Linked DNA regions of Mus musculus: all the other regions are linked to region 1. A link is a loop called in an ENCODE intact Hi-C map of the cell type or tissue named here. Cell type or tissue: heart. All regions are shown on one strand. Region 1 overlaps Zp3 (zona pellucida glycoprotein 3). Region 2 overlaps Upk3bl (uroplakin 3B-like). Region 3 holds the start of Prkrip1 (Prkr interacting protein 1 (IL11 inducible)). Region 4 has its middle 16 kb from the start of Hspb1. Region 5 overlaps Prkrip1 (Prkr interacting protein 1 (IL11 inducible)). Region 6 holds the start of Lrwd1 (leucine-rich repeats and WD repeat domain containing 1). Region 7 overlaps Upk3b (uroplakin 3B).

Region 1 (4,000 bases):
GCCCGGGGACCTCACCCTTGGCTCAGAGGGTTGTCAGCCCCGGGTGTCCGTGGATACCGACGTGGTCAGGTTCAACGCCCAGTTGCACGAGTGCAGCAGCAGGGTGCAGGTGAGGCGTGGCATCCTTCGGGTTGCTTAGGGGAATGGATGCGGGGAGGTGGTCTGGCAATGGAGCTGTTGAGGGATGGGGTTGTCTTCTTTCACTGTGGCTCAGGAGTGGTTGTTGATGGAAGATGGCGCTCGGGCTGAGCGAGGCGATCTGGGACTCGGACTCTGCTAGAAGGAAGCTGGTGAATGGAGGGCGGATGGAAGTAGCTGTGTTCTTGGGGTCACTGACTCACGTTTTTCCCCCAAGATAAGGTTTCTCTGTGTAGCCCTGGCTGTCCTGGAACTCTGATCCGTTTGCCTTCTGAGTGCTAGGATTAAAGGCATGAGCCACCACTGCTAGGTCCTCATTCCTAGGATGCTTTTCCTGAAAATCTGAGGTCCCTCCTCGCGAACAGAATAGAAGGGTGATGGGACTCGATGTTGGAGAGGGATGCAGAGGACAGCTCAGGCGCTTGCCAGAGGCATTAAAAATCCTGCTAAAGCCATGCCTGGTTAACATGTGCACAAAATTCCAGCACTTGGGAAATAGAGGTAGGAGAATTGGAGTTTAAGGACAACCTTGGCTACATGAAAGACTCTGTACAAAAACAATAAAGACCCGGACCTAATCTCTGATAGAGAAAATCGGTCGCCGATGCCAGAGATTGAATCCAGGGCCTTGCAAGGTCAAGACAAGCAACTCCACTGAAGAGCTACATGTGCCCTGAATTTGGCTTTTTAAGAGAAGGTCTTATACTAATAACCCTAGCCCTTTGTTTCTTTTTTTTTTTTTTTTTTTTTTGGGTTTTCGAGACAGGGTTTTTCTCTGTTTAGCCCTGGCTGTCCTGGAACTCACTTTGTAGACCAGGCTGGCCTCGAACTCAGAAACCTGCCTGCCTCTGCCTCCCGAGTGCTGGGATTAAAGGCATGTGCCACCACGCCCGGCCCAGCCTTTGTTTCTTCTGGTGCTGGGTTTACAGGGGTGCACCACCATACCTGGAAGCCTTGACCTAAAAGACATATGGGGCAGAGGGCATTATGACAATCTTTATTAACATAAAGATCTTAAGCATTTCAGCTGGGTTGCAGATGTAGCTCAGCTTGTCTAGCAAGCATAAGGCACGGGGTTTGAGCCTCAGCATCACAAAACTCTAGGATCTGGTGATACGTGCCTGTAATCCAGCACTCGGGAAGCAGAGATCGTAACATTAGGTGTCCGATGTCATCCTGGATTGCATAGCAGGCTTAAGGAGAGCCTGAGCTACAAGGAGGCCTGTTTTATAAAAGGTTCAACTGTGGTGGGGTGGTAGGTCCAAGCGGATGAGCTAGGTACAGGTCAACCTTGGATAAGCCTGGCTCCTCACCTGGTCTTGATCACTTCCTTCCACACCTCCCAACCAGCTGTGTCTAATTCTGCCTTTGTTGAAAGGGTCTGGAAATGTGCTAAAACATGTATGGAAAGACGAGAGTGGGGTGGGGGCTGGGGGTGGTGGTGATTCCACACAGCTCTAGGGGAATGGTCATCTATGCCAGGGTGAGTTTTCCTGGCATGTAGCTGCTTTGGAGGTCACCCATGCTTAGTGCATAAGCCCAGTAAACGCAAAGGTATCCTAAAGTAGAATTTCGTGGACTCCTAACACTGGTTTCTAATTCAAGTAATCCTCTTTGGGAGGCCAACCTGGGCCCAACCTGTATCATAAAACTAATAGCAACTGTTACACTTTTTTTTTTTTCATTTTGTTTTGAGAAGGGGTTTCTTTAAGTGGCCCTGGCTGTCCTGGAACTCTCTCTGTGGACCAGGCTGGCCTCAAACTCAGATCCACCTGCCTCTGCCTCCCAAGTACTTAGATTAAAGGCGTGCACCACCACTGCCCCGTTACTGTTTAATTTTTTTAAAAAGCTTTACAATTGATTTTTATGTGTGTGGGTGTTTTGCTTGTATGGGCACCCTGGAGGGTGGCTGTATCCCCTGGAACTGGGGTTATGGACAGCTGTGATTTATTATGGGAGGGTTGGAATTGAACCCAAGTGCTGGTAGTCACTTGGCATGCTCACTGTAATCCAGCTCTTTGATTCCTTTACTGGCCAGCAGAGAGCAGCAGAGGGCAGGCTGACCTCAGCCTTGGCTGCCTTCCTAGGCTGGATTCCCTATGCCTCCCATGGGCCAAGCAAGCATCCACAGGGTTTGGATCTGGTTAACACTATACCTTCGTTTCAGATGACGAAAGATGCCCTGGTGTACAGCACCTTCCTACTCCACGACCCTCGCCCTGTGAGTGGCCTGTCCATCCTCAGGACTAACCGTGTGGAGGTACCCATTGAGTGCCGATACCCCAGGTCAGTGAGAGTTGTGCTGGCTGGCTTCCTGGATTTGGATATGGGTGCCTGCAAGCAGGATGTATGCTCTGACAGGGACAATGCTCTTTTTTTTTTTTTGGCAGCTGTGATGATGATTGTCCCATGTGTGAATGGTTAGGCAGCCTGCTGGGGCAAAGTCTGAGGCCAGGTCTGGATTAGGGACCAATTGCCTTTTGGAGGAGGAGAGAGATGAAGTTGAGGCAGGATTCTATGAAGCCCAGGCTCAAATTCGGATCTTTCTGCCTCCACCCTCCTAAATGCTGAGTTATAGTGTATAGGCTAGCCGATCTGGCTTTGTTCCGTGTTTTCACAGGATGACCTGGAATTGTGTATCCTAGCTGGCCTTGAACTTGGTGATATATACCTCAACCTCTCAAGTGCTGGGATTAAAGGTATTCACCACCACTGCCTGGCTCAGACAGCTTCTTAGGTGGATTCTATAGATGACAATCTCTTGTCACAGTGTTGCCTGCCTGTATTATAGTCTGGCCATAATTCTGCCCTCACTGTGTGTCTCAGTCTCCCCTGCTCTGGGATTACAGGTATGGGGTCATCCTCTTGGACATCCTTAGACATCCTCTTGGGGCTCTAGCCTGGGATACTTCATTGTGTCTGGTTGTTCTTTTTAATGCTTGGTTTTTGAGGCTGTCTTAACTATGTAGACAGAGCTGGCCTCATACTCGGTGATTTCCCTGCCTCTGCCTTTCGGGAGTGCTGGGATGAGAGGCCTGTACCACAATTATCCAGGGGTAGGACTTTTGGTTTTGTTCACTGGTATTTTTTTTTTTTTGGACAGGGTTTCACTGTCTATACTTTATGCTTGGTTAGCCTGGCATTTGCTTTGTAGATCAGGGTGGCTTTGAACTTATGATCCTCCTGCTTGGACCTTCTGAGTGCTGGGACTGCAAGGCATGCATTGCCACACATAGTCTATGATGTGCCAGGGATGGAATGTACACCAGGCAAGCACTCTGTCAACTATGTCCCCAGCCTGCCCTTTTTGAAATGGAGTCAGAATGGAGTATTCCTGTTGTCTTGCCTCAGCCTCCCCAGAGCTGCGTGGTAACAGCCATGCCACTCTATGGCTTCTGGCTTCTGGTTGCCTTTCACCAGGGCCTAAGTTGATAGAGACCAGACTTCAGCTTACTAGTGGAGCTTCTGCCTTCAGCCCTGTCTATCCGTGCTTCGGTGTCTGTCCCCATGGTTGGGACGTCTTCCTGCTGTCAAGTGTAGGCACTCAGGGGGTTAAGGAACCAGCCCAGCCTTTGGGGACCTTGGCTACTGAGTTTATCCATCTCTGAGATCTCTGTAATAGGGTAGGGATATGATTGCACACTGCCCCGGGATGGGTTTATATGGAAACAGCTGGAGTTTTCCCCACAGGCAGGGCAATGTGAGCAGCCACCCTATCCAGCCCACCTGGGTTCCCTTCAGAGCCACTGTGTCCTCAGAGGAGAAACTGGCTTTCTCTCTTCGCCTGATGGAGGGTGAGTCAGAGGGCTGGAGGCGTTGGTAGGGGGAATGCAGATGTCGCTAGGCTGTCCCTAGCCCCTCT
Region 2 (4,000 bases), 79 kb after region 1:
CAGGGCATCTCGCCTAAAGATTCCTTAATTTTGGATCTGGTAAGATGGCTCAGCTGCTAGCGACACTTGCTGTCAAGCCTAATGATCAGAGTCGGAGCCCCAGGATGCACATGGTGGGGAACCAACTCTCAAAAATTGTCCTTGACCTGTGGCATACACAGGCATAGGTATGTACACACATACACAGAGGGGTGGGGGTGTGAATAATTAATTAAGTAAGTTATTAGTGAAATGTGGTAGACAATGTGATTCCTTAATTCCCACCCCCCCTTGATCTGCGGTTTTGGAGACAGAGTCGCCCTCCCTTGGTTGAAGCTGGACTACTGTTACTCAGCCTACTTCTGCCCTCTTTTCCCACCCTCCCCAGAGAGCATTAACTATGCCCCCCAGCTCCTCGGGGCCACCCTGGAGGGGAGACTCACACAATCTACCTTCACGCTGGAGCAACCCCTGGGCCAATTCAAGAACGTCAACCTCTCTGACCCAGATCCCATCTGGCTGGTGGTGGCTCACAGTAACGGTAAGCTAAGCCTGTTTGCTTTCTCACTGTGACCCGGGCAGGTCTAAGAGGTCTGGCAGGCAGGGGGTGATGGGAAGTAGGTACTTTGGGGGATGTGATTGGGAAAGGCGGTTAAGCCTACTAGGACGTAACACGTGGTTCTGCCCACGTGACGGCTGACCCTCAGTGCCACCCCCAGCCGCCCAGAACTTTACCGCCCCACGGAAGGTAGAAGACAGGCATGCCCCTGCCAACTTTGACCGCAATGGCTACTATCTCACGCTGAGGGCCAACCGGGTACACTACAAGGGTGGCCAGCCTGACAGCCAGCTCCGAGTCCTCCGTGTTGGGAATGACAACAACTGTTCCCTGGAGTCCCAGGGCTGTAACTCGCCTTTGCCAGGGGCCGGCCCCTATAGGTGAGCAGCAAAGCTGGGGTCAGGGACACCTGCCTGGCACAAACAGGAGATGGGGGTGGGGGTGGGTAGCCATTGGGTGGTTTGTTGAGGTCAAGTGGGATGGCTGGGCTCCCTAGTCTTCTTCCTCCTTTCCTCCCTCCCTCCCTCCCTCCCTTCCTCCGTCCTTCCCTCCCTTCCTTATGTTTGTGGTGCTAGGGATGGAACTTGGGCCCTGGAAAAGCTAGATTGCCACTCTAGCATACCCCTAGCCTCTCACTGGGGGATTGTGGGCAAGTCCTTACACAGCTCTTCTTTTATATTTACTTTGATTATTTTAGGTGTATGGGTATTTTGCCTAAATGTATGCCTGTGCACCACACATGTGCCTGGTGCCCGTCACAGGAGGTGGTGAGCCTCCATGTAGATACTGGGAATTGAACTTGGGACTTTTGCAACAACTTCAAGTGTTCTTCAACTCTTGAGCCCTCTTTCTTTCTTTAAAAAAAAAGATTTATTTTATTTTTAACTATGCTTGTATCTGTGCATGGGTTTGCTTGTGTGGACGATGGTTCCCCTAAAAGCCACGAGTGTCTGGTCCCCAGGAACTGAAGTTGAGCTACCTGACATGCATGCAATATGTCCTGCTAAGTGCTGAACACCTCTCTAGCCTCCTCACAGCTTTTGAAAGTAGCAATCCCCCAGCTCAATGCCCATATGCCACGGGAGGTCCTGACCATGTAAATGGATTGTCTCTACTCTAGACCAGGCGTTCATAGGTGGAGACCAGCCTTGGTCCCCTGGCTTCCCTCACTAGATGTTTGTTTTGAGTGATCTAACACACATGCACTCGCGTGCGCATGCACACAGAGGCTTAATGAAAGTGAAGGCTACTGTACATGACCAATTCTGGTCTCCTGCTCAGAGTGAAATTCCTGGCGATGAGTGCCGAGGGACCCGTGGCTGAGACACTGTGGTCCGAGGAGATCTACCTGCAGCAAGGTAGGAGAACATAAGATCTCAAAAAAATAGTGTGGGGTGGGGGCTGGGGACATCACGGGGCTGGGAAAAGTAGGTCTCCCCCTGTCAAGAACTGCAGCACCACTTTGTGCTCTGCAAGTATCCCTGCCCTAGTCTAATCCCTCCATGATTCTCACATGTCTCAGCTTGGGTGTAGGATGGTTGGTCTGGAAGCTGCCCAAAGGCCCCCTTTGGGGTTAAATAGCTTCTTTCCTGCTTGCCTGTGCAGCCCAGACATTCCGAGAAGCTCCAGGGTCCCAGGGCAAGGGCACTGTGGTCATCATTGCCTTCTTGTCAATCCTACTGGCCATCCTGCTTGTGGTCTTCCTCGTACTGGTCATATCCGCTTGGTGAGTGAACTAGACTGGTGCTGCCTTGCCTCTCAGCAGTAGCCTTGGTCGCTTCTTGCTGCCATTTGATGAAGTCGGTTCCCCTGAAGGCTGGGCGGTGTTGACTAAAGCCCTTCTCCCTCTTGCCCATCAGGGGCCTGATTTCCCAGCAGTCGCCGCTTGCCCCCTCGCGGCCATACCTGGAATTGCAAGCAGGTAGTCAGAAAACACTCCCAACAGTGAGGCCCTACAGGTAGAGGTGAATTACGTTCAGGCGGAGCCCACTAAAAGCTTTTGCTTTGACATCTCAGGCAGAGCTGAAGTACCGGGGCTGGCACAAAACCTCCCAGAAGAAAAGACACCCCACACCTGTAGGGATTTGAAGAGGCATCTCTGTGAAGGGGAGGCAGGCATGTGGGGATGTATTGGGGGAATTTCGGAGAAGGAGGAAGTATGCCAGCAGGCATGAGCAGAGAGCGGAGGTGTCCAGCAGAGAAACGGAGCTGTCTCACTGCTGGGAACAATGGAGTGTAATCAAGGGAGACTTGGCCGTGATAACCTTTAAAACAGTGGTTTTCAACCTTGTGTGGAGATGCCTTTAAAGGTGAATGAATGTTCCTTCCACAGACAGGGGTTACGTATCAGATATTCTGCATATCAGATATTTACATTAACAAAATTACAGTTATGGCGTAGCAAGGAAAATAATTTTAAGGTCCGGGGTCACTCAAACATGAGGAACTGAATTAAAGGGTCTCAGCATTAGGAAGGCTGAGAAGTATTGGTTCAGGCTGGGCCAGGGCATTAAGAATATATTCCTGGAGCTATTACGGCCAAAGCCTGAGGGCTGGCAGTCCTAACAAACTAGGCTCAGCCACCCATTGTGGACAAGCCAGTTAGACACACAGGTAATGATGAGAAGCAGAGGCTGGAAAGATGGTTCAGCTATACTTAGCCTGAGTTTAATTCCCAGCACCCGTATCTGACGGCTCACAACTACCTGGCTCCAAAGGGATCCAATGCCTCTGGCCTTAACACTTCGCACGCACGAACACACACACACACACACACACACACACACACACACACACACTTCAAAATAATGGAATAAAAGAAATTAAAAAGCAGTCAAAGGTAGGGAGATATATTCCATGTGACCACATGGGAAAGAGAAGCAGAGAGACCCAATGACTCTCTAAGTTTATCTTTAGGAGCCTGATAAGGCCGTGACTTAAGGTTTAGGTTAAGGAGAGGGTAGGGATCGCATTGCTGAGACATCCCGGTGAAGGCGTGGTCCCAGCCATCGCTGACCGCCCACCCATCCTTGGCTTCTGCTAGTTCGCTCTGGCTCACATGGGGCTCCCAAGGCTCCGCCTTTTCCTCCCCAGCATGGGGTACCTGAGGAATGTCTTGGGATCCTGGGATAAATGAGACCCTGGGTCTTTTGTTTTTGTTTATTTGTTTTGCTTTTTTGTTTTTTGTTTTTCGAGACAGGGGTTCTCTGTGCATCCCTGGCTGTCCTGGAACTCACTCTGTAGACCAGGCTGGCCTCGAACTCAGAAATCCCAAGTGCAAGGCATGTGCCACCACTGTCCAGCCTGTTTGTTTGTTTGTTTTTGTTTTTTTAAGAAAAAAAAAGGAATTATCTTCATTCTTTTCAGTAGAGTTGCTTACAAAGGGACAGGGAACGCCAAACATGATGTCCTAGGCCCTTAATCCCAGCACGGGAGAGGCAGGGGCAGGAGGATCCATAGGAA
Region 3 (4,000 bases), 220 kb after region 1:
CCAGCCCCAGACTAATTTTCCTATCAAAGATCTAGTTGACAAGAAAAGAAAATAGTGTTTCATATTTCCCCTTAAAAACTATAAACCCGGGGCTGGTGAGATAGCTCAGTGGGTAAGAGCACCCGACTGCTTTTCCAAAGGTCCGGAGTTCAAATCCCAGCAACCACATGGTGGCTCACAACCATCCTTAACAAGATCTGACTCTCTCTTCTGGAGTGTCTGAAGACAGCGACAGTGTACTTACATATAATAAATAAATCTTTAAAAAAAAAACAAAACAAAAACTATAAACCCCTGACACCCATAAGAGACATTACCCATGACATCTCGGACAAATTCTGGAGGCGCTCGAGGAGCCCATTCATTCATTTTCTCTGGAATTGGAACTGCTTTGTCCTGGAACAGTTAAACAGAAAAGCATCTATGAACATACACTTGCTGAGGAAGGTACATCCCGTTTGACGATCTCAACTGAGCACGCTTCTCAAATCTGGAGCTGACTGAGTGTAGTTCTGCTGCCCTGGCCTTACTTCATCCACTACACCATGGGGTCTAACGTGGGCCAAAGTTCTCCTGCGCTAAACAAGTCTGGAATCTACGTCACTAAGAGACGAGCCAACCTCTTCTAGTCAAAGATATGAGCTGTCTGTTTTACGAGGCCCATTGAAGAGGTAAAGAGTGATGTGGTCCAAATTTGGCGTCCAATGCTTCTTTAATAATGGCTGCTATTTGGAGTTGTACACTTTTGCTAAGACATCGATTCTGGGTTTTGTTGGTTTCTGAGATAGGTCTCACTGTCTAGCTGATCTGAAACTCACTACGTAGACCACGCTCGCCTCGAATTTGTAGCAAACTTCTGGGGTCAGCCACCAGAGTGCTGGGATAGCAGGTGTGCACCACCATACCCAGCTCCCACCGCTTTGGTTCATATATTAAAATAGAAAGGGCTGTGAAGCAATACTGAATAGTAGCGCAGGGCTGTCATCCCAGCTCGTAGGGAAGATAAGGTAAGAGGAGCCGGGATGCGAGGAGCCCGGATGCGAGGTCTGCCTATCTTACAAAGCCGATTCGGTACGGAACGTGGACAGCACGAGCAACGCCATGATACCGCAAACAGCAAACTAAGAAAAAGGAGGGTGTGGAGGGCTGGGCAGCGCCTTCGTGCAGCTACGCTGTAGGACAAGAACAGGAGCGAGGCTCCCTCCACGGGGCCGCCCTCTCCGCCCCAGGGTTGCTCTAGGGGGACTGAATGTAGCCTTGCTCGGTCTGGCGGCGGGGTGAAGGGACTGCGCCTCGGCCCACTTCCACTCACCGGGTTCTTCATGAGCCGCTCCAGCTTGAGCTTCTGCTCCTCGGCCGCATTCTTGGGGATGACCAGCGTCTGCGGCTCTTTCTTGGGCCTGGGCGGTCTCACAGAAGCGGCAGCAGGACTCGCCATAGCCGCTCTCCTACTCCTTTACGAAAGCTGCCGGCGGCCGCTCGTATTGATGACGACAGAAGAGCGCGCCAACCGCGCACGCGCACTCTCAAACCCCCGGGGGGAGGGGCGCTCTCCTGAGGCGCATGCGCACTCTCTCCTCGGAGGTACGAGGCAGTCCTAAGCAGCTTGCTTGAATATTCATGAACGCGAGGTCAGTGTGGTTTATTTTGATCATAGCACTTTAATTTCATTTCCTGTTTCAAAACAAATCAGGGCTGCCTGATTCTCACATCCGGAGAGGAAGAGACGGCCTTTAGTGATGATGAGTGGGCTGGCCCCAGGCGACGTCTCAGGTCCCCAAGGACTTCGCACAGCTTGCTCTGGGACTCTTGGCACGTCCCTCCCAGTTTCGCTCGCTCCTGGGCTTTGTCTTTTTTTTCCGTTTCTTTTTTATCTATTCTACTTTCTCCCTACCCCACTCTCTCTTCCTCCTCCTCCTCTTCTCTCCCCTTCTCCGCCCTCTCCATATCGTCTCCTTCCCTCCCTCTTTTCCTTCCTTCCTTTCCTTTCCTTTTTTTTTTTTTTTTTTTTTTTTTTTTTGTTTTTTTGTTTGTTTGTCTTGTTTTTCAACACAGAGTTTCTCTGTATATCTCTGTCCTGGAACTTGGTTTGTAGACCAGGCTGTCTTCGAACTCTCGGAGATCCGCCAGCCTCTCACACCCCGATTCCTATAATAATCTTATAATCTCCTTTGTAACTGAACTCTTAAGACAGACCCGATCTCCTTGGCCACGCTGAAAGTACAGCGCCACCAGTCGAGCCTGAGTATGTGAGTCTGTTTTAGAATAAAGGAAGTTGCCATTCCAATCTACCTGACGAGGAATTAACTTCAAGTCTTTCACTTGAAGGTGAAAGTAATGGAGAATGATGGAACTGCGGCCTTCTGGTGGTGGAGTGTTTTGTTGACCATGCGTGAGGCACTGAAGTAGCTCCCTATAGTAAAAGATGTTAAGAGCCAGCAGTGGTGGTGCAGGCCTGTAATCTCAGCACCCAGGGAGTTACAGGCAGATGGATCCCTGAGTTCAAGGCCATCCTGGTCTGTAGAGAGAGAGTTCCAGGACAGCCAGAACTACACAGAGAAAGCCAGTCTCAAAAAACAAACAACAAAAAAACAAGCAACAACAAAACAAGCAACAACAAAAACCCAAGATGGTAACAGTAACATCTTGTAGGCAAGGAAACTGAAACAAGTCCTTTATTAGAAGAAGCTTATTAGAATGAAAGGGCCTCAAAGCTGACTGTTGCTGGAGATGGAGGGAGAACAATAGACAGTACAGTATATGGATCTCTGAACGTGGTGGGGCCTTAAAGGGAGCAAGAGGCTTCCCTTTGGAACCTGGAGAGGAGCTTCATTAAAACTGGAAGGAAGGCCGGGCAGTGGTGGCACACGCCTTTACTCCCAGCACTCCGGAGGCAGAGGCAGGCAGATTTCTGAGTTTGAGGCCAGCCTGGTCTACAGAGTGAGTTCCAGGACAGCCAGGGCTACACAGAGAAACACTGTCTGGAAAAAAAGAAAAAAGAAAAAAACAAAACTGTGAAGAAGAGAAAGGAGAGAAGTCAGAAGAGGTAGTGTGTGGGGTACAGAGGAGCCTCTTCAGAAATCCAGGATAATCTTGCAGCAATCCCCCCCCCCACACCCAGGAGTGACCAAATTCCCAGAACATAGGAAGGGGCTTTTTTGGTAACTCTTTAGGGGCAGCACAAAGTTTCTCACCATATGGTTTAGTTCAGCACAGTGAATATGACACAAAACACAGAAGGGCAAGATGCCATAAACAGAGAGCTGCTAGATCACACCACTGACTGATTCTGAACTCTACCCCAGAGAGAGCTGCTGGCAGGTATGCCTGACTCAGGCTATGGGAGATGGCCTAAAGGCACAAGCCTGTAGAAGAAGGAGAAGGAGAAGGAGAAGGAGAAGAAGAAAGAAGAAGAAAAGAAAGAAAGAAAGAAAGAAAGAAAGAAAGAAAGAAAAGAAAGAAAGATAGAAAGAAAACTATCCAGAGGAGTGCAGTAGCACATACATGTGATCTTAGTATTTAGGAGGCAGAGGGACAGAGATTTCAAAACAAGCTGGGGCTATATCACAAGACCTTGTCTGAAAAAAAAAAATTAAGGGCACCAGTCATGATGCTAGGAACCTTTAATTCCAGTGCTTGGGTGGCAGAACTCTATGAGTTCAAGGCCAGCCTGGTCTGCATATCAAGTTTAGGGCAGCCAGGACTACATAGTAATGTTCTATCTCAAAACACAGCCAGGACAAAAGGAACTGAGGGCTTGCTCTGCTCCGTGGTAGAGACGTGCCCAGAGTCCACCAGTGAGGTCACTGACGATGGCCATATTTGCCCAGCATGTACAGGTACCGGTTCCAGCATGTACGGGTCCCGGCTTCCGATCCCTGTACTGTACATAATAACATTATTATTTAAATATATAATCAGCGAATTGATTCCTAATAACATCTTGTCCTAAGTAAAAGCGTGTTTACTTAAATCCTATGCCAAATCACTTTCTAGAAGC
Region 4 (4,000 bases), 79 kb before region 1:
CTCCCAAGTGCTGGGATTAAAGGCATGCACCACCATACTCAGCTGCCGCCCTTTTAAAAAACAAGGTCTCATACAGTGCAGTGTTGACCTTGCTGTGTAGCTGAGAATGATCTTGTACTCCTGATCTTCCTGCCTTCAATATCACAGACATGTGTCACACTAGATTTCTGTGGTGAGAGGGATGGAACCAAAGGCTGTCTGGTTGCTAGGCAACTGAAGTGTCCATTTCTGACTTAGGCTGGCCTTGAACTTCTGATCCTCCTGTCGGAGCTTCCCAAATGCTGGAATTAGAAATATACATAACCATACTCTGCCACACTCAGCTTCCTGTATCATTTTTTGTGGTGCTGGAGATTGAACCCAGGGCTTTGAGCCCTGTGTGTGTGCTGCAACTGAGCCAATTCCTTAGAGCAGCAGCAGGAAGCCAGTGAGTATCAAGTAATTGTTTGGTTCTATGTCGTTAGCCTTAGTCATGAAAGGTAAGCTTGCTACCACAAAACTGCACCCCAGTTCCTCCCTGGGGGATTCTAGGCAGGGGCTCTACCACTGAGCCACGCCCCCAGCCCCTCCCTGGGGGGATTCTAGGCAGGGGCTCTACAACTAAGCCATGCCCCCAGCCCCTCACTGGGGGATTCTAAGCAAGAGGTCTACTTTTTACTGAGGTAATTTAATCTCCCCTTTCCCTACCCAATTTATTTTGAGACAGGAGTTCATTGACTTAAACTTGCCATCCTCCTGTCTCAGCACCTCCATATACCAATCTCACCCCTGTATCCGGGAATTACAAACCTGAGCCATGAGTTATAGTTTGCTCTCTCTCTCTCTCTCTCTCTCTCTCTCTCTCTCTCTCTCTCTCTCTGTGTGTGTGTGTGTGTGTGTGTGTGTGTGTGTGTTTGGTTGGTTTGATTTTTTGAGATTTCTCTGTGTAGCCCTCCACCGACACTCTTTGTGAGGTAGGTAGGCTAAATGGTATGCCCTGCATACTTAGGACACAGTGAAATGTGAATTCAAACCCTGATTTTTCTTCCCTCATACAAGATGAGGCATGGCTGAATGACAGAAAACTGATCTTTGAGCCAATGAGATGGCATCGTGGAGAAAGGAGCCCGTGCCAAGTCTGTTGAGAGACCTGAATTTAATATCTGAGGTCCACATGGTGGAAGGAGAGAACTCACTCACACATGTAAACACACACAATTCCTCCAATCCTCCTACTACTACTATGTAGCTGTCTATCTGGCTGTCCTGGAATTTGGTATGCAGACCATGCTGTCCTCGAACTCACTGTCATAAGACTGCCACTGCCTTCTGAGTGCTGGGATAAATGGCGTGCACCTCCACACCTAGCCTCATCTCCCTAATTCATGGTTAGAAAATGACAAGGGAGGAGCCGACACTCTTTTCTTCTTCTGACCTTGTTGCAAGCTGATTCCTAATTGGCCACCATTAATTTGAAATCGTAAATATCTGACCAGAGCTGGCTGGGGCCTTGAATACTACAGAGAGAAGAAACTGGCTTCTAGGTCCCCCGGACTATCATAGCCTATCATAGCCCACTACCAAAGGGCCAGCGTGTGAGGGGATGAAACTTGGCATATTGGTCATTCACCTTTGGGCTCTCCCAGAGTATGTGGACTGGAGCACAAAGATGCTGAGCCCCGGTTCCCCAGTTAAGGACACAGGAGAAATGTAGATAGATTTCTTGGGATCGGTTCGGGAAGATAATATGGAGATTAGGGACTGCAGCAAGCTTAGAGGTCAGAGAGTGGGTCACTGTTTCTATAGCAACCCTGAGGGCGAGGACCACCTGGAGCTTGATGCACCACCCTCTAAAGGAGGTTTTTACGCCCTAAAAGGCCAAAGCAGATTATTCGGTAAGGACTACAAAGGAGGAGACAAAGCGGAGTGAAGAGGACCCGGAAGCCATGATAAGCTCCGCATTAGCACTGCGGCGGGCTCGGCAGGCGAATTCCAAAGGAGGGATGCGAGACCCAGCAACAGGCCGGCCATTGGCACGGAGGCGAGATGCTGGCTTGTGATTGGCTCTTGCCACGCTCGGGCTAGAAGGCAATCTCCGTGCTGGGTGGGGCGGGGCTGAGCCGCAGCCCTGCCTAGCTTACAGCCGGGTACCTGGGCAGTCCGCAATGGCCAGAGGTAGGAGAGTGGTCACTCTTAGATGCCTGGCTCTTATGGGCACACGCAGGCAGCACAATCCTTCGTTTCAAGCCCAGGTGTTTGGGAAGGGGAACATGCAGAAACTCGGGAATGGAGATCTCAGATGGGCTGGCCTCGAGGTCGCTACTGTCATCAGGGTCTGGGCTCAAGGCTGGAAGCAAATACCCGCACTAACGGGGACAGCTGCAGAACCGGCAGTACCCACCAGGGGGAGGCAGAGGACGTCGGTGCTGGAGTCATTGAGGGTTTGGGGAAAATAGATCCCAGAAGGGAAGATTCCTGAATCCCAATCCCAGTTACCCCAACTCCAGGATCTTGTATTAACGCTCTACCTTCCTTGGCCTTTTTTCTTTCTTTCCTTTTTTGTTTCTTTTAGACAAGGTCTAACTGTATGACTCTGGCTTCAAACTCACAACATTGCTCCTAGCCGTCTTTGGAGTTCTATACTCACAGGGCCTGACAAAACTTTGAGACCCGGTCATATGCAGCCCAAGCTAGTCTGAAATGTATGGAAGTAGGCCTTGAACCCCAGAAATGTGTCTTCGTTTTGCACCTCATCTTCTCAGCATCCTCCCCCGCTTTTAACTTTGCTTTCCTTTCTTTCTGAGACTGGTTTCATGCAATCCAAGCTAGTCTTGAACATTACCTTGCAACTTTAAAAAAGATTTTGTGTGGGTGTGTTGTGTACACAGGCATATGCAGAGGCCTGAAGAGGGTGTTGGGGTATCCTCTACTGCTTACTGCCTCTTCCGGAGCCAGGCTCTTTTCCTGAACCTGGGATGTGAATTTCCTCAGGTAGGCTGGAAGGCAGCAAGCATCAGTTGTTGACGGTCCTTTGGAGCACAGGTCGCCTGGCTTGCCAGGGTGCTGGGTCCTGGTAAAAGCACGGCACACTCTTCCCAACCTAGCCTCGGCTCCAGCTCTCAATCTAGAACTCAGCCTCCAGCCTCTGAGAGTGCTAGGAATATCAGGTGTACCCCACTTCAGCAGGTGTGCCCCCACATGCACCCTGGTGGTCTTGATGTGCATGGAGTTTGTGGGTTGTTTTTGTTGTTTTTTTTTGTTTGTTTGTTTTGTGACAGGGTTTCTCTGTGTAGCCCTGTCCTGGAACTCGCTCTGTAGACCAGGCTGGCCTTGAACTCACAGATCTACCTGCTTCTGCTTCCCAAATGTTGAAACTAAAGGTGTGCACCACCACACCTGGCTCGATTTCATGTATGATAAGCAAACACTTTACCAATTTGATTGAGCTCCCTCCCAGGGCCTGTTATCCTTACCCAGCTTCATTTTGTCTTGAAACGTCTAAGAGGGGGATCCAGTCCGTGACCACGGCTTAGTCTCTGTCCAATGCCCTTATTCCCAGCACTTGGAAGGGAAAGGCATTCTGACTTCCAGACTAGAAATAAAACCTTGCGTTTTTTGTTTTGTTTTTTAAGTCAATGCACCACATATACCAATGATATGGCACCTCTAGCTTCTGCCCCCACAATAGGGTATATCATGGTGGGGCTCTGGACAACAGTTAGAATGATTAAAATTCAAAGACTGACTCAGAACAGGCTGGGCTTACCCAGCCGATAGTTGCCCAACTCTCGTTTCCTGACCGAGGGGCCAGGTTTCCACCCTTCTGCCCCCCTCCCTTACTTCACGCAGACTGAGAAGTCAGCACTGTGGAGGGACAGCAGTATTCCCAGCAGTTCTTTTGCAAGAAGAATCTTCAACTCTAGGGAACACTCCTTACACACACACACACACACACACACACTCTCTCTCTCTCTCTCTCTCTCTCTCTCTCTCTCTCTCTCTCCCACACCCACCCTTTTTG
Region 5 (4,000 bases), 200 kb after region 1:
TTCTATTGCTGTGGAGAGACTCCATGACCAAGTCAACTCTTACAAAGGACAGCATTTAAATGGAGGCTTGCTTAGAGTTTCCGGGCTTCATCCTACCCATCAGGGCATGGAGCAGGATAGCAGGCAGGCAAGGGTGGTGCTGGGAAGCACTGAGCACTTTCATCCTGATCTTCAGGCAGTGGGCAGAGAGACAACACTGGGCCTGGCTTAGGCTTTTTAAATCTCAATGTCCACCCCCAGCAACAAATACACCTCCTCTCGGAACACACCTACCCAACAAGGTCAGGCCTAACTTTTCAAACCATACCAACTGATGGCTAAGCATTCACATACATGAGCCTTTGTCAGCCATTCTAATTCAAATCACCACAGGTGATCCTGCTAAGAAAACTTACTCCCCCAAAACATAAAGAAGGTATAGTAATCTTTTGGAGGAAGGTATTTTGGCATCGGGGATATATTTGAGACAGGATTTTCTAACAATCTACACTTTCCTCAAACTCCAGGCAATCCCTGGGTGCTGGAACCACAGTACCAAACTTGCTCTGATATTTCCTTTTTAGTTATTTCCTCTCATTACTTTCTTAAATATTAACTTCTCTACTGTGTAAGTGTATGGGTGTGTGCCAAAGCACACATGAAGTCAGGAGTCAGTTCTTTCCTCTACTATGTGGGTTCTGGGTACTGAACTTGGTTGTCAGGCTTGGTGGCAAGTCATTTACCCACTAAGCCATCTAACTGACCAGCCTCACCTTGCACTACTCTTTACTATTTAGTTTACACAGTACTTTAAAGCCACAAGTCAAAGATTTATTATATTATATTTATATATTTTTATGTATGCATGTATGCTATGAGACATGTGTGGGGGTCAGAGTGAGTCCTTTCCTCCTTCCCTGAGGGCCTGAGGATTGAACTTAGGTCCTCTGCCTTGTTGGTAAGCACCTTTATCCTCTGAGCCACAGTGCAGCCCATTTGGAAATTTTATTCAGCTTACAGACATACCACTGAGTACAACTGATGATAACACAGTTTTTGTTTTTGTTCCCCATGGGCAACAACAAAACAAAACATCCCGCACCCCAAATCAGAGCAAAACAAAATCCCCTAGAACTATGGAACTGCAAGGTTGAGGGAGATGGCCTGCGTGCGATTCAAGTTCTGCGGTAACAGTGCAGTGTTAACAAGAACAGGGCACGTGCATGAAGAAACTGAAAGCAAGGGAGAAACAGCAATCCGTTAGCTATTGTTGTAAGTAAGGGTTATAGGTCACTATCGTTCTCCACACCGCTTCAATGTACTCTAAAGATTCCTGAGCCGGGAATACAATGGCTTCATGATCAAAGGACAAAGAACAGGGCAGCTTTCCAGTCCATTACACTTAATCCTGTGGCTCTGAATGTTGGTCCAAAGCACACGCTAGAGCCATCTAGACAGACTGCCTCTAGAGAACATCACTAACTTAAAGGGAATTCTGTGTCATTCTGATTAGGGGACACCTAGCAGTGCCAGGAGATACCTGTAAAGCAATAATCAAGAGGAGATGGCCGCTTCTGATGAACTAGGCAGCAGCTGAGCCCTCCAGACAAAGAGAAACCGAGGCCAAGATGTAGCTAGCACTGAGCCTAGCAAAGTGCTCTAGTTGTGTCCAGTGACAGAGAGCCTTAAAGTCACCCCAGACCCCCTTGGGAGGCAGCTGTGTTAGGGAAGCAAGACTGTGGTTCAGATAAATCATTGCGGTGCTCAGGGACTCAGAAGAATTCAAACTGGCGGAGCAGTGGTGGCACACGTATTTAATCCCAGCACTTGGGAGGTAGAGGCAAGTGGATTTCTGAGTTCAAGGGCAGCCTGGTCTACAGAGTGAGTTCCAAGACAGCCAGGGCTACACAGAGAAACCCTGTCTTGAAAAACCAAAAAAAAAGAAAAAAAGAAAAAAAGATTCCAAACTGGCTCATAGCCAGCCAGGTGCTGTCACTCAAACCCATGTCCCACACTGCAGGGTGCTGAGTTACTACACAGCACAAACACAGCCTTAGGCAGCTGCCCTTCCTGCTAAGCTCTCAATCCCCTTTTAAGAAGAACCAGATAACTTCAGATGCGTTACTGCCAACCTACAGGAGCTCCACGGTGTGCTGGGGCCACCTTGTGGCACACTCGGGCAGCACTACATTAACTTCTATTCATTTCAACCAGGTATCAAGAAAATCTTATTCTTTTACAAAATGACAATGAGGATATAATCAGAAAGGTGGGAAGACAGGCATGTACGCCACTGATGAAGACCTGCAGACTTACTCCTCCTCTGTCATCAACACCAAGCATACACAATGAGGCATTTCTTGAGATGCACAGGTGGTCCGTGCATAGTGCCAATGATGACATTTATTCAATGCAGTTCTGAGGATAATTCTGAACTTCAGACCCTGCTTCTAACTCATGAGTCCTGGGACTATAGATTCCTGTAACCAGGGAACAGTTTTTATGCACTTCTGGGGATGAAAGCCAGACTCCTTGTACATTAGACAAGCACTCTACAACTGAGCTACATCACCAGCCCAGTCAACTGAGGCAAGGTCTTTTTCTCCCCCCAAGACAGGGTTTCTTTGCGTAGCTCTGGCTGTCCTGGAACTTGCTCTGTAGACCAGGCTGCCCTTGAACTCACAGAGATCCATCAGGCATGGTGATGCTGGTATACTCCTCCTTTAATCCTAGCACACAGACTGATCTCTGTGAGCTCAAAGCCAGCCTGGTGTATATAATGAGTTCCAGGAAAGCCAGGGCTACACAGAAAGACCGTGTCTCAAAAATATAACAGAAACAAAAAAATATTTTAAAAAATTAATGGGGGCTGGTGAGATGGCTCAGTGGGTAAGAGCACCCGACTGCTCTTCCGAAGGTCCAGAGTTCAAATCCCAGCAACCACATGGTGGCTCACAACCATCCGTAACGAGATCTGACGCCCTCTTCTGGAGTGTCTGAAGACAGCTACAATGTACTTCCATATAATAAATAAATAAATCTTTAAAAAAAAAAAAAAAAAAATTAATGGGAAGGTAGAAACTGCAGTAAAGGTGTGAAAAGCATACATTAGAATCCAATGGAAGCTTTTAGATCTTCCTTATATTATATGTCACTGAAACAAAATTCACAAGATAGGATCAACCACAAAATGGAGATATCATGGGGGAAGAGGCAACCTGTGGGTAGACAATTAGAAACTACAAATGAACAGAAACAATTTTTTCCACCCAATTTGACAAAATCTATGCAAGAGTGAAGAAACCTCCCCGAAAGGACACCCCACATCCTGTTGAAGGCGGTTTTGAGACACTGAGTGGACTGTGAAAGCAGCATGTGTACAGAGTCCACAGAGCAGCAACATAAAGTCTAGGAAACAGCATGGAGCTAAAAACCATAGGTGTGCAGGTCTGTAATCACACTTGGAAGTAGAGGTAGGAGGGTCAGGAGTGTAAGGCCAGCCTTGGCTACGTGAGACTACATCAAGCAAAACAAAACAACAAATAATAAAACATAAATAAGACCCTAATACATAGGGCTGGTAAGATGCTCAGTGGGTGAGGGCTCTTGCTATCACACCTGACGACCTGATCCTTGAAACTCACACATGGTAGAAGGCAAGACCCAGCACCTGCTCTTAGGAGGTGGAAGCTGGAGGGTCAGTTCACAATCAGCCTTCACTACATAGTTAAGACCAAGCCAGGATGGCTGCATGGAGCCTGTCACAAAAACTAAAAACCAAGAGGATCAATCAAGATCAGGAAATGGAGCAGCCAGTACTGAGTTTGGATCCCCAGTACCAATGGAAAAAACGAGCATGGCAATGTGTGCTTGTAATCCCAGCTCCAGGGAGACCGAGAAAGGAGGCTCCCCAAGGCTTGCTAGCAGCCAGCCTAGCCAAATCAGTCAGCTCCAGGCTAAGCAAGAACAACTTAAAGAAGAAGCAGACACTGGCCTTCGGCGTCCATGGGCATGTGCACAC
Region 6 (4,000 bases), 150 kb after region 1:
GACTTGAAATCAGTCTGGTTCAACTGAACATGGTGGTGATACCAACACTTGGGGGGCTGAGGCAGAAGAGTCCTAGGCCACCTGGGCTATATAAGCAAGAAAGAGCATGTGCCAAAAACCAGCTCACTGTGAGTCTAGCTTCGCTGGTGTCCTGCTGTGCTTGCTGCATACCTTGGAGACAGGGTCTCCAAACACAGAAAGAAAGGAACAAAAAAAACAGACTCACCACCTCAGACCTGAGGCTGTCTGGGCAAGAATCTCTGTTACACAGCTCCAAAACTCCACTTCTGTCCCACTCAGTACCCAATTGCTATGACCAAGGACCCCACCCCCACGCCATCATCCTTACCCTGTCCATCAGCTCCCGATCTAGATTCTCCACCTGTGAGCAGGTGGAGGCCGTGTCCTTGCCATTCACCTTACGAAGCTTGGGCAGGAGAAAGGAGACTTTGAGGTTGTCACTGACCTAACGGAAGAAGAGATAACAGAAAGCCAGGAAGGAGTAAGGACGCATGCCTGGAATCTCAACGTTTGGGAGAGTACGGTAGGGACGTTTCAAGTTTGATGTTGGTCTGGGTTACAGAGCAAGACTCTTTGCCTCAAACAAGCAAAACAACAAAAACCCAAACGGAGTGGGTATGTAGCTCAGGGGGCAGACTGCCTGCTTAGCAAGCACAAAGCCCAGAGTTTGGTCCCCAGCACCGCATAACTGGGCTTTGTGGAACATGGTCAGAACTCAGGAGGTCAGAGGCAGGAGGAGCAGAAATTTAAGGCTATTTGCGGACCCACAGTTAATTTGAAACCAGCCTGTGCTACATCGGACCCAGTCTCAAAACAAAACGGAAACGGGGGGGGGGGGGGCGGGGGGGGGAATGGAGCCTGAGTCTGCCCCACAGAGTCCTGGTCCCTCTCACCGTCAGGAAGGGGTTGCCTTCCAGATTGAGCTCCTCAAGTTCTGGGAACTGGTGCAAGGCAGTGACATCCCCGAGCTGGTTGTTGGTACAGCGAAGGATGCGCAGATGGGACAGGCCCAGGTTAGCAGGCAGCGTCTCCAGCAAGTTGTTAGAGAGGTCAAGTTCCCTCAGCTTCTTCAGGCGCCCCAGGAGATTGGGATCCAAGTGCTCTGAGAGCAGCTGCAGCCCCGACAGACTGGGGTGAGGGCAGAGAGCAAGAGAGCTGAGGGAGCGGGCCAGACCCTCCCATTAATTACCCCATCTGTCCCAGAGGGATTTCCACCAACAAAGTTCTTGTGCAAGCATGAAGCTTGCTTTAGACTTGGCTAGCCTGAACTATGTAGACTAGGTTGGCCGCAAAACTCAAGAGATCCCATCCTACACAACTCATTGCGTAGTCCAGGAAAGCCTTGAACTTAACTCTCCTCCCCCTACCCACGTGCTGAGATGACAGGCATGTGCCACCCCTTGGGAGCTGTTCAGGTGTTGATAGGGATGGAACCCTAGGGATACTCAGGCTCTGTGCATGTCTAGTAAGCAATGTAGCAACTGAGCTATGCCAACTGTTCTAGCCTTCTCACTTCCTAACTTACCTTTCTATGTATTACAGAGTGTCTATGTATCTGTGTGTGGTGTGTGGATAGGAATGGGCACAATCAAAGCGTGATTAAGGGGGTCATGGTTTTAGGGAGCTGCTTTGCTCCACTGTCTGGGCCCAAGGGATTGAATTCAGGCTTGATGACAGACAGGCACCTTTATCTGCAGATCATTTCTGTGGCCCATCTTCCCTCCCTTAAAGAGTACTTTGTTGCCGGGCAGTGGTGGCACACGCACGCCTTTAATCCCAGCACTTGTGAGGCAGAGGCAGGTGGATTTCTGAGTTCGAAGCCAGCCTGGTCTACAGAGTGAGTTCCAGGACAGCCAGGGCTACACAGAGAAACCCTGTCTCAAAAACAAACAGGCAAGCAAACAAACAAAACAAAATGACTTTAGAGCCCAAGACTTCCAAGTTCCTTCTTGTTTTTACTAGTTCCTGCTAGCCCGTTCCGTGCTACACAGGATCCCTCAACATCCCTTAGTATCTCATCAGTCTTTCCACTCCGCGCAAGGCTAAGGGCGTTCGCTCCAAGTTTATCTGACGCCGGGCGTTGGCTGCCAATCTCCCACATCTCCGTTTGGCGCGAGATTCGACTGGGGCTCGAATCCCGGATAACAGAATAACCCGGGCAGGAGGAGGAGACGGAGGGGTCTGAGCCTTGCATTCCGCCCATCAAACCACCCTGGCGGGGAAGAACCCCACGCCCCGGATCCGCTTCAACCCCACATGCTCTTACTTCAAACTCTGAATCTTCCCCAGCTTATCCGTCTTGGGTCGCCCACGTTGCAGGAGCAGTTGCGGCGTGAGAGGAGCCATGGGTGGCCGAGGGCTCAACCGAACCCGCGCCTCCACGAAGTCCGGTCGCTAAGGCCCGCTGCCGGGGAGCCCAGGAGGTGGCGCACAACAAACCCTTTGCGAGTCCGTTGCGACCGGAAGGAAGTAGAACGCCAGCCTTACGCCCCACCTCCTGCTTCTGCGATGACTACAACTCCCAGCGGCCCCTGCGTCTCGCGCCTGCGCTCTTAACTGATCGGAGGACGCGATGGCGGCGGCGGCTGAAGTTTCTCTTTTGCAGGAGTGCGGCTGTAAGGGCATCCGGACCTGTCTTATCTGCGAGAGACAACGCCACAGGGACCCGCCCTGGCAGATCTGCCTTCAGGTACGGACTAGGAAAAGAGTCATAGCCAGAAAATCTATTCATCTTAATGGGAAACTAAGGCCCAGCTTGCCTGTAAAACAGCCAAGGACCAAAGCCTCGCGGTAGGTGAGTTGTTTGGAGCGCTTATATCTTCAATATTCACAAAACCCAAAAGGTGGACCAAGTGCCATCGGCTGATTAATGGAAGGGCGGGGAAATGCTGGTGCACGCCGAGATCTCTGCATTTGAAAGGCAGAGAGGCTGGAGAACGGACCTCAGCCGCCCAGCAGGTTTTAGGAGTTACCTTGGCAGTAGGGAAGCGGCTGTCACACATCATCTCTGTGACTTTGGGGGGTGAGGGGTGGGGGTGGGGGGCAGTGGTAAATAACTTGGACTGAACGGGTCTGGTTTTGAGTGAGCTTCCGGAGCACAAGGGAGACTGCATGGAAATGGTAGGGAGTGCTGAACACTAGGCCGCCTGTATTAGACAGGGAATGAGCGACTTAAGACAGCACAGGCAGCCGGGCAGTGGTGGCGCATGCCTTTAATCCCAGCACTCGGGAGACAAGAGGCAGGTGGAATTCCGAGTTCGAGGCCAGCCTGGTCTACAGAGTGAGTTCCAGGACAGCCAGGACTACACTACAGAGAAACCTGTCTCCAAAACAGGCTTTGATTTGGGGGAAATTTTTTTGGGAAAACAAACCTGTATGAATCAGCTTTACAGCCGGGCAGTGGTGGTGCATGCCATTAGACTTAGCACTTGGGATGCAGAGGCAGGCAGATCTCTGTGAGTCCCAGGCTAGCCTGATCTACATAGGGAGTTCCAGGAAAGCCCATCTTGAAAAACAAAAACAAATCTGTCTTACAAGATACTAATAGGATCAGGAGTCAGGTAGGCCAGGAAGAATGTTAAAATGTTTCCCTTCTAGCTCTCTGTTGACCAGGCTAACACCTTCCATCAAAATGGGCAATGGATGGATGAATGAATGAATGAATGAATGAAAAATAACTTCAGAGCATTTGTATGGCCCTGGCAGTGCTGTAGCAAGTTGCTGGGATGCATAGCCAGGGGAATGCTTGAGTAGAGGCCTGAGATAGGAGCTGTGGGTGGCTGAGGCGACAGACACTTAAAGAGATCAAAGGGGCCTGAGCCAAGTTTTTTGTTTTAGTTATTTTCTTTAGTTAGAGGCCCCAGGGCGCCCCCTCCATAAGCTAAGATTGCAAGCATATGTCACTATGTCTGGATCATGGCAGCATTCAGAGTGACCAAACACCCAAGTGTTTATTATATCAACTGGTGAACTGAAGAGT
Region 7 (4,000 bases), 64 kb after region 1:
GGATTGGCTCCTTCATGGGAAAACGTTACATGACTCACCATATCCCCCCCAGCGAAGCTGCCACACTGCCGGTGGGCTGCGAGCCTGGCCTGGACCCCCTTCCCAGTCTCAGCCCGTAGCCTGGTCTCTGTAGCTTGGGCCTGGGGTGAGGGGCAGAGAGCAGATGTGCAGGTCCTGTGGGGTGGGGGTGGGGGTCTTGCATCTGCACAGCCCCTTCTATCTGCCTGGCTGTTTTATTTCTGCTTTTGCCCCTCACTAGGCTCTGTCTGTAAGTATGCTTGCAGGTGGTCAAGGTCAGCTTGGCCAACTTAACCTCCTTCATGTAAGGCTAGAGGAGGTGGCCAGTTCATCTTCACCTTAGCCAGACTTCAGAGAACGCAGCAGGACGGTTGACACAAGCTACGATCCCCACACTTGGGAGGCTGAAGTAGGAGGGTCATGTACTTCAGGCTAGTCTGGGATATCTGGCAGGAGCAGGTCTCAAATGAAACAAACCAAAACAAAACAAAAACACACAACCCGGTAGGCAGCCTTGTTGGGCAGTCAGTAGGTTGGGCTGGGCCCATCATGAGTTATATGAGGTTCAGGCCACCTTCCGTCTGACCCAACAACCAGGGGTGGGGTGCAGTTACACAAATACCACTTTCGTCCCCCTCGCTCTTTCTGAGGATGGGTCTCACCAAGTGTACTGGTTAGAGAGTGTAAATGGCTATTAATGACAGTCGGCTACCTAGCCCAGCCCCTGTGCACACAGAGAGATGGTTCTGCACACTTCTCGGCTCACTCAGCATCATTTATTGTGCATCTGGCATTCTGCACCACATACAGTGTTAGACACGGCCTCGGGGAAAGCTGATTGTAACTTTGGAGGACTCTACCTTGCTTTGAATCGCAGACTGACACCTGTCCAGATGTGGGATCTATTACTGCTGGGGAGATGTCATGCTCTCAAACTATCCTCGGAGTCACTCTCCCAATTACCATAGTGGGCTCTTTGAGACCCACTGTACACTCGATCAAAGGAAAAGCTCTCCAGGACAAAGCCAGTGGTTCCTGCCATCACCATGCGGGGGCGCCCGCGAGTTGTAGCCCCGTGGCAGCAGGGCCTTGCGCATGCACTCCAGTTTACTGCTCCATCTGCATTCCTGTCCTGTCAGGGGTCAGGGAAGAATGTATTTCCGACTCATCCAGGCTGAGCCTGCAGAGGTACCAAATTTTCTTTAACGGCGACCCTTGCCTGCCCTCACTGTTCAGCCACCCTACCCCATGTCCCACGGGGCTTGTCTGATCAAGCTTTTTGGAAGTTAATAAATGTTACTATGGCAGGAGTGTTGCTCAGGCTGGCTCTGCGACAGGAGCATATGGTGGTGCTCTGGCGCTGCCTCTTACGGGTCCTTTGATTGCCGCCAGTTTGTGCTTTGGAATAACAGAGAAACGTGCTCACTTTTCAGAATCAAGCGGCCACAGCCACTCTCCCTCCTGGCACAGGCCTCAGTGGCAGATCTTTATCAAGTCGGTGAACCTCTGCCTCTGAGTTCTAGTCCCCATCTTGCCGAACCCCCAGCATGCAGGTGACCCCTAGAGGTGTAGATAGAAGCTGCACCCAGCCAAATGCTCCAGTGGCCAGAGAAACGTGCGTGGAGCAACTTTTGAAATTGGACCAGATGAGAGCAGAGGGCCCTGTGGACCAGGAGAGGGCTAACCTGCCTTGGCGTTGGGAAAGAGATACTCGGTCCCCCACACCCACACAACTTGTCCCAGCACCCGTCCTTGTTTCCTTGACCACTGGTATTTGCTGAGTTAAAAGATGAATGAAGGGCCTGTGAGATGCCATCAAGTCGACTGACATGAATTCATGAATTGTTCTCACGTGGGAGGAGAGAACCAGTTCTGGCAAGTTGTCCTCTGACCCTGACCTCTACAAAAATAAGGCACGTGTGCTCCCCCCAAACCTCCCCATCCCCTTGTCCTCTGCACCCCGACACCTGCAAATGCAAGATAATTAACAGGTCTTTATTTTTCAGGTGTATTTTAAATTTTATTTTAAAGTGTATGATTTAAGATTTATTTTAAAGAGCTAAAGGTTCAGCTAGACTTGCGAAAGGATCCCCAGACTTTGTGATCCTGGTGCCCCGTGGCTTGCTGTAGGTACTTTTACAGTCTGTGGTGATTCCCGCCGCCGCCACACGGGGGCGAGAGTATGCCTTTGCAATCTCTACAAAGTCCTGAAAGGGAAGAAAATGGAAAACAGCAGGCTTGGCCCGCATGGGCGGAGTGGGGTGGAGGGGATGGGGTCAGGGTTAGGGTGGGAGTGGGAGAGGCAGTGGGATGTCAGTTGGGGCCCCGAGGCTGGAGAATTGCTGTGATTTTTTTTTTTTTAAATTACTGTGATTTTGAGGCCAATACTTTAGAGATGGATGGGGAAACTGGAGGACTGGGAGTTAAAGACTGTTGTCATATTTACAGTCTGAGGCTCTGCCTCAAAAACACAAAATTAAACACATGCACACAGGAATGAGAATGGAGATCTTCATGCACCTAACACCAGGGAGAGTTCCATCACATTCCCAGAAAAAGGAGTTCTGGGGGTGCGGGTGGGGGTGGGGGGTGTCGTGTGTGTGTGTGTGTGTGTGTGTGTGTGTGTGTGTGCGTGCTGAGACAAGATCTTGATATGTTCGCTCACTAGATCTTGAACTCTGTATGTTCCTTTCTCAACTTCTAGAGTGGCAGATATGCAGGGCATGTGCCTGGGGACATCTCCCCACCCCAATAGAAAATAACACAGCCTTCTTTAAAACAAAAAAAAAATTTTAAGCTTTGTTTGTTTTATGTGTATGAGTGTTTTGCCTGCATGTCCGTGTGTGCACTGAATTTGTGCCTGGTGCTCGCAGAGGTCAGAAGAGGGGGGTTGAGCTACTGGGACTGGAGTTATGGGCAGTTGGGAGCCACTGTGTCGGTACGGGGAGTTGACCCAGCACCCTCTGCAAGAGCAGTCAGTGCTCCTGACGGCTGAGCCATCTCCCCAGTCCAGAGACTTGTGTCAGTTGTTGTTCAAGTTTCATGAAGGTGTTACCAACAACGGAGGGGGAATTTACGTCCCTAGCCCCTAACATCAACACAGAGACCAGACGATGGCTGGGGAGGAGGCTACTAGGTGCTTGCTGCCAAAGCCTGCCAAACTGAGTTTGGTCACCAGGACCTACATGGTAGGAGGAGAGAGCCTCTGATTTCCACTCACTGGCACACCCACACACATCTCACACACACACACACACACACACACACACACATACACACGCACATGCACGCGCCACCCCACCCACCCCACCCTACCCCCACCATTGCCCAAGACTCAAGTCTCAAGATGGCAGGCGGAAAGCTAACCATGTGCTATCTTGCTGTGGCTTTTCCCTTCTCCCTAGGAAGAGAGAAGGAGCAAGCAAACAGAGAGCCTTAAACTCCACAAAACTAGTCGGGCGGTGGTGGCGCACGCCTTTAATCCCAGCACTTGGGAGGCAGAGGCAGGCAGATTTCTGAGTTCGAGGCCAGCCTGGTCTACAAAGTGAGTTCCAGGACAGCCAGGGCTACACAGAGAAAGCCTGTCTCGAAAAAAAAAACAAAAACAAAAAATCCACAAAACTTTCCAAAGCACAGCATGGTACATTGGCACAGCGTGCTACTTGCAAAATGGCTGGCCGGGAAATGTGGACGGGGTGGCTCAGACTGTAAAGCCATTTGCCGCCATAGCTAGGAAGCCTTGAGTTTGATTCTTGGAACCTGGGTAAAGCTGAAAGGAGAGAACAAGTTCACATGGTTGGCGTCCGATCTCCACACACACGCAGGCCACTCGGTACCCTTCTCTCCTGCAGAATAATAGTGATTTGAAAGGCAGGGATGCTGGAGCAAGGGCTCAGCAGTTAAGAGTATCTGCAGCAGCCGGGCGGTGGTGGCGCACGCCTTTAATCCCAGCACTTGGGAGGCAGAGACAGGTGGATTTCTG

The links. Peaks named below come from ENCODE experiments on the same cell type or tissue, not always from the same donor. Only the 100,000 strongest peaks of a DNase experiment are listed, where the experiment ranks them.
Region 2: a loop joins it to region 1, with 5 times the contacts of the local background. A loop is called at or near these places in 30 of 42 quality-filtered maps.
Region 3: it touches region 1 in a loop (3-fold over the local background); 6 of 42 quality-filtered maps call a loop at or near these places.
Region 4: it touches region 1 in a loop (2.4-fold over the local background); 4 of 42 quality-filtered maps call a loop at or near these places.
Region 5: a loop joins it to region 1, with 4 times the contacts of the local background. A loop is called at or near these places in 7 of 42 quality-filtered maps.
Region 6: a loop joins it to region 1, with 2.6 times the contacts of the local background. A loop is called at or near these places in 2 of 42 quality-filtered maps.
Region 7: it touches region 1 in a loop (4-fold over the local background); 21 of 42 quality-filtered maps call a loop at or near these places.

Annotation. Positions count from the first base shown.
Region 1 is chr5:135,980,334-135,984,333 of GRCm38, forward strand. Zp3 (zona pellucida glycoprotein 3) reads left to right here. Exons shown (of 8, transcript NM_011776.1): 1 at 1-109; 2 at 2,306-2,424; 3 at 3,829-3,932. Among named protein-coding and RNA genes, the nearest start is that of Zp3, 2.2 kb to the left of the region's middle. In heart, a CTCF peak has its summit at 2,177 (motif pointing right); a DNase peak (open chromatin) is centred at 2,298; H3K27me3 peaks cover 174 bases.
Region 2 is chr5:136,059,364-136,063,363 of GRCm38, forward strand. It overlaps Upk3bl (uroplakin 3B-like), which reads left to right. Exons shown (of 6, transcript NM_001359361.1): 2 at 368-520; 3 at 699-918; 4 at 1,820-1,896; 5 at 2,144-2,264. Among named protein-coding and RNA genes, the nearest start is that of Upk3bl, 4.1 kb to the left of the region's middle. In heart, a CTCF peak has its summit at 2,442 (motif pointing left); a DNase peak (open chromatin) is centred at 2,428; H3K27me3 peaks cover 1,666 bases.
Region 3 is chr5:136,197,463-136,201,462 of GRCm38, forward strand. Prkrip1 (Prkr interacting protein 1 (IL11 inducible)) reads right to left here and starts at 1,492. Exons shown (of 6, transcript NM_025774.3): 1 at 1,313-1,492; 2 at 318-396. The coding sequence starts at 1,438. In heart, no CTCF peak of the experiment used is centred here; DNase peaks (open chromatin) are centred at 1,609 and 2,283; H3K4me3 peaks cover 2,252 bases; H3K27ac peaks cover 1,716 bases.
Region 4 is chr5:135,901,708-135,905,707 of GRCm38, forward strand. No RefSeq gene overlaps it. Among named protein-coding and RNA genes, the nearest start is that of Hspb1, 16 kb to the left of the region's middle. In heart, a CTCF peak has its summit at 2,373 (motif pointing right); a DNase peak (open chromatin) is centred at 2,044; H3K4me3 peaks cover 1,167 bases; H3K27ac peaks cover 1,852 bases.
Region 5 is chr5:136,184,816-136,188,815 of GRCm38, forward strand. The region is part of intron 5 of Prkrip1 (Prkr interacting protein 1 (IL11 inducible)); the gene reads right to left. Among named protein-coding and RNA genes, the nearest start is that of Prkrip1, 12 kb to the right of the region's middle. In heart, a CTCF peak has its summit at 2,142 (motif pointing left); a DNase peak (open chromatin) is centred at 2,121.
Region 6 is chr5:136,133,585-136,137,584 of GRCm38, forward strand. It overlaps Lrwd1 (leucine-rich repeats and WD repeat domain containing 1), which reads right to left and starts at 2,490. Exons shown (of 15, transcript NM_027891.4): 1 at 2,288-2,490; 2 at 915-1,149; 3 at 350-466. The coding sequence starts at 2,367. Alkbh4 (alkB homolog 4, lysine demethylase) reads left to right here and starts at 2,561. Exons shown (of 3, transcript NM_001347492.1): 1 at 2,561-2,710. The coding sequence starts at 2,594. In heart, a CTCF peak has its summit at 2,439 (motif pointing right); a DNase peak (open chromatin) is centred at 2,527; H3K4me3 peaks cover 2,656 bases; H3K27ac peaks cover 1,591 bases.
Region 7 is chr5:136,043,976-136,047,975 of GRCm38, forward strand. It overlaps Upk3b (uroplakin 3B), which reads left to right. Exons shown (of 6, transcript NM_175309.4): 6 at 1-1,018. The coding sequence ends at 119. Among named protein-coding and RNA genes, the nearest start is that of Upk3b, 7.5 kb to the left of the region's middle. In heart, CTCF peaks have their summits at 1,070, 1,575, 2,165 and 2,366; a DNase peak (open chromatin) is centred at 2,206; H3K27ac peaks cover 253 bases.